2 separate regions of the Homo sapiens genome follow, and region 1 is linked to region 2. Evidence: chromatin contacts called from ENCODE Hi-C or POLR2A ChIA-PET data. All regions are on one chromosome and are shown on one strand. Each heading gives the region's core, a stretch centred on a gene start or an enhancer-like site at or near the end of the contact. The rest is flanking DNA. Distances are from core to core; before and after follow the strand shown. Region 1 has its middle 45 kb from the start of LINC01624. Region 2 has its middle 230 kb from the start of LINC01624.

Evidence for each region. Hi-C counts contacts between places; a loop is a spot of excess contacts on that map. ChIA-PET counts read pairs that join two places held with the same protein, here RNA polymerase II (POLR2A). Pooled maps may share reads with other maps.
Region 1: a loop to region 2 is called in a map of gastrocnemius medialis, with 12 times the contacts of the local background. The contact joins two enhancer-like sites. A Hi-C loop is called at or near these places in 1 of 168 maps with a recorded cell type or tissue (gastrocnemius medialis) and 5 of 50 pooled maps. POLR2A ChIA-PET finds 5 or more read pairs at or near these places in 2 of 52 experiments (A673 and activated CD4-positive, alpha-beta T cell).

The regions. Positions count from the first base shown.
Region 1 is chr6:170,225,764-170,229,168 of GRCh38, reverse strand. No RefSeq gene overlaps it. Among named protein-coding and RNA genes, the nearest start is that of LINC01624, 45 kb to the left of the region's middle. RefSeq lists a silencer at 2,662-2,880 and an enhancer at 2,732-3,405. Within about 2 kb of position 1,473, at least 8 of the 41 ENCODE cell types and tissues checked have a DNase peak (open chromatin) inside an H3K27ac peak, as active enhancers do; they include gastrocnemius medialis, where a contact is called at or near this core.
Region 2 is chr6:170,041,756-170,045,314 of GRCh38, reverse strand. No RefSeq gene overlaps it. Among named protein-coding and RNA genes, the nearest start is that of LINC01624, 230 kb to the left of the region's middle. Within about 2 kb of position 1,624, at least 3 of the 41 ENCODE cell types and tissues checked have a DNase peak (open chromatin) inside an H3K27ac peak, as active enhancers do; they include gastrocnemius medialis, where a contact is called at or near this core.

The DNA.
Region 1 (3,405 bases), core at 224-2,723, 180 kb before region 2:
ATGGTTTCCCTGCCGGCCGTCTGCAGCCCGGGTGTGCCAAGGGCAAGGATAGCTGAGGGAGCAGAACATTCACCCTCGGATGGCCCTGAGCACTTCCAGGCACTTTGTGCGAGGTCTGCAGACCATGCTGGCTGGAGCGGACCCCTCGCTGTGTGGAGAAGCCGCCTCACCTCCCCGAGCCCCTGGACCAGAGAGTGTTACCAACCCCTATTCCTTCCCTGAAAAAGTGTGGCGGTGAATGTTTGTCATGGACTCTGCAACGCTCCTGGGTGCATGCATTTTCTGAATGTTTTGTTACATGTTTTTCAGGACAGTTGAGGGCTGAGGGCACATTAGCACTGACTTGCTGTGCACGGGGGTGGATGACCAGGCCTCCTGCTCTGGGGGCTCATTGGAGGGAGCTGAGGGTCTGGGGGACACCTTCAGCGTCCGCATCAGTGGCTTCCTCTGTGAGTGGCTGAGAGTGAGGTGGGAGGCTCAGCTGCAGGAGGTGTGTTATCCACCGGGACCTGATCAGCTTGAGCTCTTGGGGTTTACCCACTTACGAGAAGCAAATTTTCCCTCAACAGCTTCATTCTTACTAGCTCTGAAGTGTGTGGCAGCTTTTATCATGGAAGTCAGCGTGCTAGAAATTAACAAGAAAACGTGCCAAGAAGTGTGGTTGGTGACGAGGGGGTGAGAGCCTGGCGCGTGGGTGAGGAGAGGGTGAGAGCCTGGTGCACAGCCAGTGCGGGAGCCCCCTGCATCTGTCCCCTTGCTCCAATGACAGCTCCCGTGGGGAACAAAGCTCGAAGCCTCTCTCCTCGGCAACACAGGGCAGAATTTGTCCCTTGTTTGGTTTTTGTGGCCACTGCCCTGGGCCTCCCTACCCTCTGCTTCGCACGAGGTCCTGGTCTTCCGCCCTTAGCTGGCCTCTGCTCCTCCTCCTGCAACTCCTGCTCCCTGGGACTCTGAGGTCCATGTCGCCCTTGGCTCCTCACTCTCCTGCTGTCCTTGACACCTGGTGTCTTAGTCTTCACACACACGCAAGAACACACATGCACAGGTGTACATCTTCCCACAGTGCAAGTCGTTCTCTCTGTCCAAGATGGAGAAGACATGAGAATGAACTTTAGCCAGGCTCTCCCCAGGATCTCTGTCGTGGGCTCCAAAGCCCCTGGAATGAGACGGAGAAAGAGCCGCTGGCGCTGGCAGCAGCTCGGCCCTAATGACCAGATGGCCACACTCACCGCCACGCACGCCAGGCATTGCTGTGGCCTGCCCTGGAAACTGCCTGGGCTGGCGTCTCCTTGCCCCTCCAAGACAGCGTGCCAGCCAGCACCCCCTGGGGAACAAAGCAAAGGGGAAACCCAGGGCCCTGGGCCGGGCACAGGCAGGCTGCCTCCTGCGTGCTCAGGGCTGAGTCACCGGCACTAGCCCAGCCTGGGGGCCGCTGACCACTGCTCTCTGCAAGTTTTGATGTGATGTTCAACTCAATCCCAGTAAGTGCTGAGAACCAGGCAGCTGTTGGTGCCTCAGTCTCACAGGGGGCAGGGACCAAAGCCCCTGCAGCTCCTGAGGGAGAAGAGCTGAGGCCACGCAGCAAGGATCAGGGCGAAGCCACCAGGCAGGATGCACCCCAGCTTGGTAATGTGTGGCCGTTCTGATGCCTTCGCTGCTGGTTACAGGAACTCGAGATGGAAAACCTGCTGGAGTGTCCCAGCAGTCCCCCGGCAAATGCAGACTACGTCACGTGTAAATAAAAGCCATGCATTCTGAGGACGAGGGAGGGGCCCCAGAGCTCCTTAGAATCCCATTCTGGTTCTGACTCCTTTGATGGCTCTTCTCAGGCCTTCATCAGGATTGAGATCACATCCCTCAGCTCTTCCCACCATTTTTCTTTAGCCTTCACTAAAAATTGCACTTTAATTTTTTTTTTTTTTTGAGGTGGAGTCTTGCTCTGTTGCCCAGGCTGGACTACAGTGGCTCGATCTCAGCTCACTTGGTCTCCCGGGTACAGGCGATTCTCCTGCCTCAGCCTCCCAAGTAGCTGGAACTACAGGTGCGCACCACCACACCTGGCTAATTTTGTATTTTTAGTACAGACGGGGTTTTGCCATGTGGGCCAGGCTGATCTCAAACTCCCGACCTCAGGTGATCTGCCCACCTTGGCCTCTCAAAGTGCTGGGAATACAGGCATGAGCCACCGTGCCCAACCTTAAATTTCTAAAGAAAGCTTTGTGTTGTCAAAATCTGTTTGCTATAAGACAAATGGAAGGGGGCGTGATTTTAGGAGGTCGGCACAGGACCCCACCAACCACCCTGGTCTGCCTGGCACAGAGGCCTCGCTCCAGGACACAGGACTTCCGGGGCTACACCAAGGGGAAGTCCTGGGCATATCCAGAGCAGGGGGCCCCAGGTCAGGCCCACACACAGGCAGGAGAGAGCAGTGGGCACAGGCCCTGCAGATTCCGCAGTCGAGGACACCAGTCCCTACACTGCTGACCACGTGGGGAAAGTACTCCTTATAAGGCAAAAGAAAAAAAGCCTTGGGTGTTGTTGAAAAACACAAACCACCGTTCACAGTGTGAGGTGGAAACCAGCGGAACATGGAGCACCTGTCTTCCTGGTGGGCGTCTTGGGGGATAAAGTGTCTTGGTGCCCCTCGTGGGACTCAGTGAACCTTCTCTTAGGAATTACCAAACACGGCTGAAATCTACTTGTATTTTTATCCGAACTGACTAACAGCGGCCAAATATGTTTAATGTAGTGACGAGAGCAGTGAGAACTGCAGGTGGCATCTTGGAAGGGCTCCTCTTCCAGCCTCCTTTGCTTGGCATGTCAACAAAGAACACGCGGTCGCCTGCATCTGCAAACAGCACATTCTTGCCAGGTCATGATAATATTGCAAAAGTTGTTGGGGTGCCAAGACGGGGAGGGCATGACGGTTAGATTCCATCAGGCAAGTGTGAGCTCGCTGGAGATTTAGAAAGAAGGCTTATGAAAGATATTCAAATCTGATTGTTCAGATCACGATTCCTCCTGCAGTACCGGGCATTCACTGATGTGAGCGGGCCTCTCACTTGACAATACTCGGAAGGCAGGGGTGAAGGCTACAAGCGGACGAGGCCAGCATCTAGCATCCAGCGTCCAGTGAACTTACTGGGGCAGGGCTGTGGGGATGGTGAGACTGGAGGTGGAGCTGCACAGACAGCAGGGCTGACCTCAGAGCACGTGATGCGTCGTGCTTTTCCCGTGTGAGGTGACAGCGCTGGCCCTGAGGACGGTCGCTTTCAGCTCTAAGCATTAAGAATCCGGCATTTCTAATGCTAACAGCACTAACCGGTTCACATGGATATTATGCTGCGCTGTGGAGGTGGTGGCCATGAGCTGGGTTTTCCGGCAAACAATGGCTGGTTGGGAGAA
Region 2 (3,559 bases), core at 375-2,874:
CTGGCTTGCCAGCCGTGCTCAGGGTGCTTTCCCACTAGACCAGCAGGGATGACAAAGGTCCCACTGAGACAGAGAAGCCCACAGGTCCAAAGTCCTCAGAAGCAGCCGCAGTACCAGGCAGACCTGAAAGAAACGCTTCGAGGACCAGGAAGAAGTGATGGAGGAGAGAGGGAATGTGGGCTCTGTGGAACGGGGGTCTCCCATGTGTAGGTTCCCTGGAGCACAGGTCCTGGAACTTGGGGCTCCGTGGACACAGCTTCATGGATGCAGGTGCTGTGAACACAGGCTCTGTGGAACATAGGCCTCCCATGTGCAGGCTCCCTGGAGCACAGGTCCCTGAAACATGGGGCTCCGTGGACACAGCTTCGTGGATGCAGGTGCCATGAACACAGGCTCTGTGGAATGTGGGCCTCCCATTTGCTGGCTCCCTGAAGCCCAGGTCCCTGAAACGTGAGGATCCGTGGACACAGCTTCATGGATGCAGGTGCCGTGAGCACAGGCTCTGTGGAACGTGGGTCTCCAATTTGCCGGCTCCCTGGAGCATAGGTCCCTGAAACATGGGGATCCGTGGACACAGCTTCATGGATGCAGGTACTGTGAGCACAGGCTCTGTGGAATGTGAACCAGCCCTCTCACTTAGCCACAGTGGCCACCTTTCAGCTGGGGACATGCATCTGGCAGTAGGCTCTGGCATCCAAGTTTGGCTGTGTTTAGTTAGGACCACAGATATTTTCTCTTACCTGGTGTGAGCCAGGGCCACAGCTCAAGGGCTCCTGCACAAAGGGCTGGTTAGTGGTGTGCAGATCCGAGCTCAGGGACCCTCCTTTCCCAGTACAGTCTGGGTGTGCACCTCCAGGCGGCTTCCTTATCCTGAAATGAAGGCAGTGCTGCCAATTCATCATCACTGTGGCTATTTTGAGCTACTTGTTTTCTTGCAAAATAATGGTCAGTGTTTTCTGAGCCTGTTACATGCCAGGCATAGTGATAACAACTTTACACCTGATGTGTCACAGCCCCTGGTGGGCACATTCACTTGTACCTCCTTTGGGTAACTGGCCAGTGGAGATCCAGGCTCTCTCACAGGTCATAGGTCTGGGCCACATCAATGCTGTCTCCCCATCTATTCTTACCTGTGTGAAAGACGGCCCACCTGCCTCAAAACTGACTGTTCAGCCACTGACGCAGGCAGTGCTGTTAGGGCCACACAGTGTTCAAACTTAGACACTGCCATTTGGGATGAGGCACTGTGGAGACCGCCTCCTGTGTGGCGTTGCAGGGAGAAGGGAGCAGCCCCGTGTGGAGGGTCCTTCACACCCCAGCTCTGCCCTCATTGTAAATACTTCTCTGCAGGGACAAGTCTGTCCTGCACCGAGGGACACAAAAGCCTCTTCCACCTCAGCCTTTAGTCTAGTGGATCCGTACCAGACAGGTATGAGGTTATGCAGGGCTGCAGCAATTCTTCAGTGGCTGGGCTGTTGAGACTCTGAAGATGTGATCTGGGGCGAGGGGGACCGTGCCTGAATGTAAACGCCGGAGAAAACGGTGGCCTTTGATTCCTGACATGTGGATGCTGTGGCTGCAGTCCCTGATAGCGCCTGTCCTCACTTGAGGACAGCCAGTATCTCAGCCAGTGGGACCCTGTGTTCCAACTAGACTGCTGGCATTTTTCTGGATCTTGTTACTCTGGGACACCCGTTTAAAGAGGTGGCTGATATGACAAATGTGTTAATAACGGACGTCAGATTGTTCTGCCATCCCTGCACCAAGGACACACAAACAGCCATCTCCCTCTACAGGGAGCATTCGGCTAGACCACAAGTCTCTGAGGCCGGCTCAGAGTGGGGGTCGTTCGTTTCTGTTCCTCCAGCCAACAGGCTACCTGCCTGTGGCCAACTGAGCCGAACCGAGCCAAATCTTTTATGGATTTTGAGTAAATTTTCTTCTTGGGAAGAAATGGGTATGACTTTGAGTCATACCACGTGACGTCTAAAATTCGCAGATTATGAAAAGGGGATTTTTTTATCACAATATTTTGGCTGATTATAAAATCAAAGTAATGTAGCACTAACAAGAGAAACCGTGGCTGCGATTGCGCTCCTGAAGTTATAAATACAGAGTAAACACATCCTCTGAAAAGGAGTTTGGAAGAAGGAGACTCCAGTGCACAGTTTGCAAACCGGGAAGATGCAGCCTTTGGTGTAAACAAATGTACCTGGAGAACAAAGGGAACGTTCCGGTTTTATAGCAAAAGCTCCCACCCAGGTCTCAGTCAGGTCTGTGTATCCAAATGAAGGATTCAAACTTGCTTAGTTCTGATTGGTCAAGGCAGCTGAGTTCTGATTAGTTGATAACAGTCGGGTCTTGATTTGGCCAAAGCCAGTGAGCTCCGATTGGTTGGATTGGGTGAGCTCTGATTGGTTGGATCAGGTGAGCTCTGATTGGTTGGTTCAGGTGAGCCCAGAAAGTATCCCAGGTGCAAGGGTGCGGTTTTGGGGGGACTCTGTGTTTGTATGACCTATAGACAGCAAACGGCCGCTGGGCTCTATTTTAGCCACTCAGGATCCACCTTGAAGGACTGGCTCTTTCAGCTTCACCACTGTTCCCAGGAGTGGCCGTCTCTCATCCGGCGATACCTGGTCTTACACTGGGCTGAGAATCGCATTCACGCTTATTCTTATACTTTACGGTCTAAAATGCTTTGCTGTTAGCTCTTAGGTTTAAATCCCAGTCCTACTTATTAAACATGGAATTTGAGTAAGTAATTTACCTTTTTCAAGCCTCAATGTTCTTGTCTGAATAAAAAGGAAATGATAACACATCTGTCACTCGGGGCTGTTGGGAAGACATCCTGAAATCATTACTATGGCCACACTCTTGCATCCATTAGCTTCTAGTGTTTTGTGAACCAATTATATTCAAATCAAATTCTCCAGTGTGACTCAACAATCGCCATGTCCTATTCCATGTTTAGAAACATGACCTTTCCCTTCTGAATCTGCAAGGGAAACGGGGCTGTTTCCAGACAGTAACTGACCTTGAGCAGGGGCTGAAAACTGGCCCAGGGTCACACCTGTCCTGCCACAAGTCTGTAAGTGTATTAATCTGTTCTTGCACTCTTTATAAATGTCTAGAGGCTGGGTAATTTATAAAGAGAAGGGATTTCGTTGGCTCATGGTTCTGCAGGCTGTACAGGAAACATGGCCGGGGAGGTCTCAGGAAACTTACAGGCATGGCAGAAGGCAGAAGGCAACGGGGAAGCAGGCATGTCTCACATGCCCAGAGGAGGAGGATTAGAGATGATGGGGTAGGGGTGGTGGAGGTGCCACACACTTTTATAAACAATTAAATCTCACAAGCCCTCATTCACCATCACGAGAGCAGCACAGGAGAGAAATCCGCCCAATAATCCAATCACCTCCCACCAGACCCCACCTGCAACACTGGGGCTTACCATTTGACGTGAGATGTGGGTGGCTCAGAGCTGGGGTGCTTCGTTATCATCTTGCCAGCCAAGATGCTGCCCACCTATGGCAAACTGGGCTGAACTGAGCCAAATCAA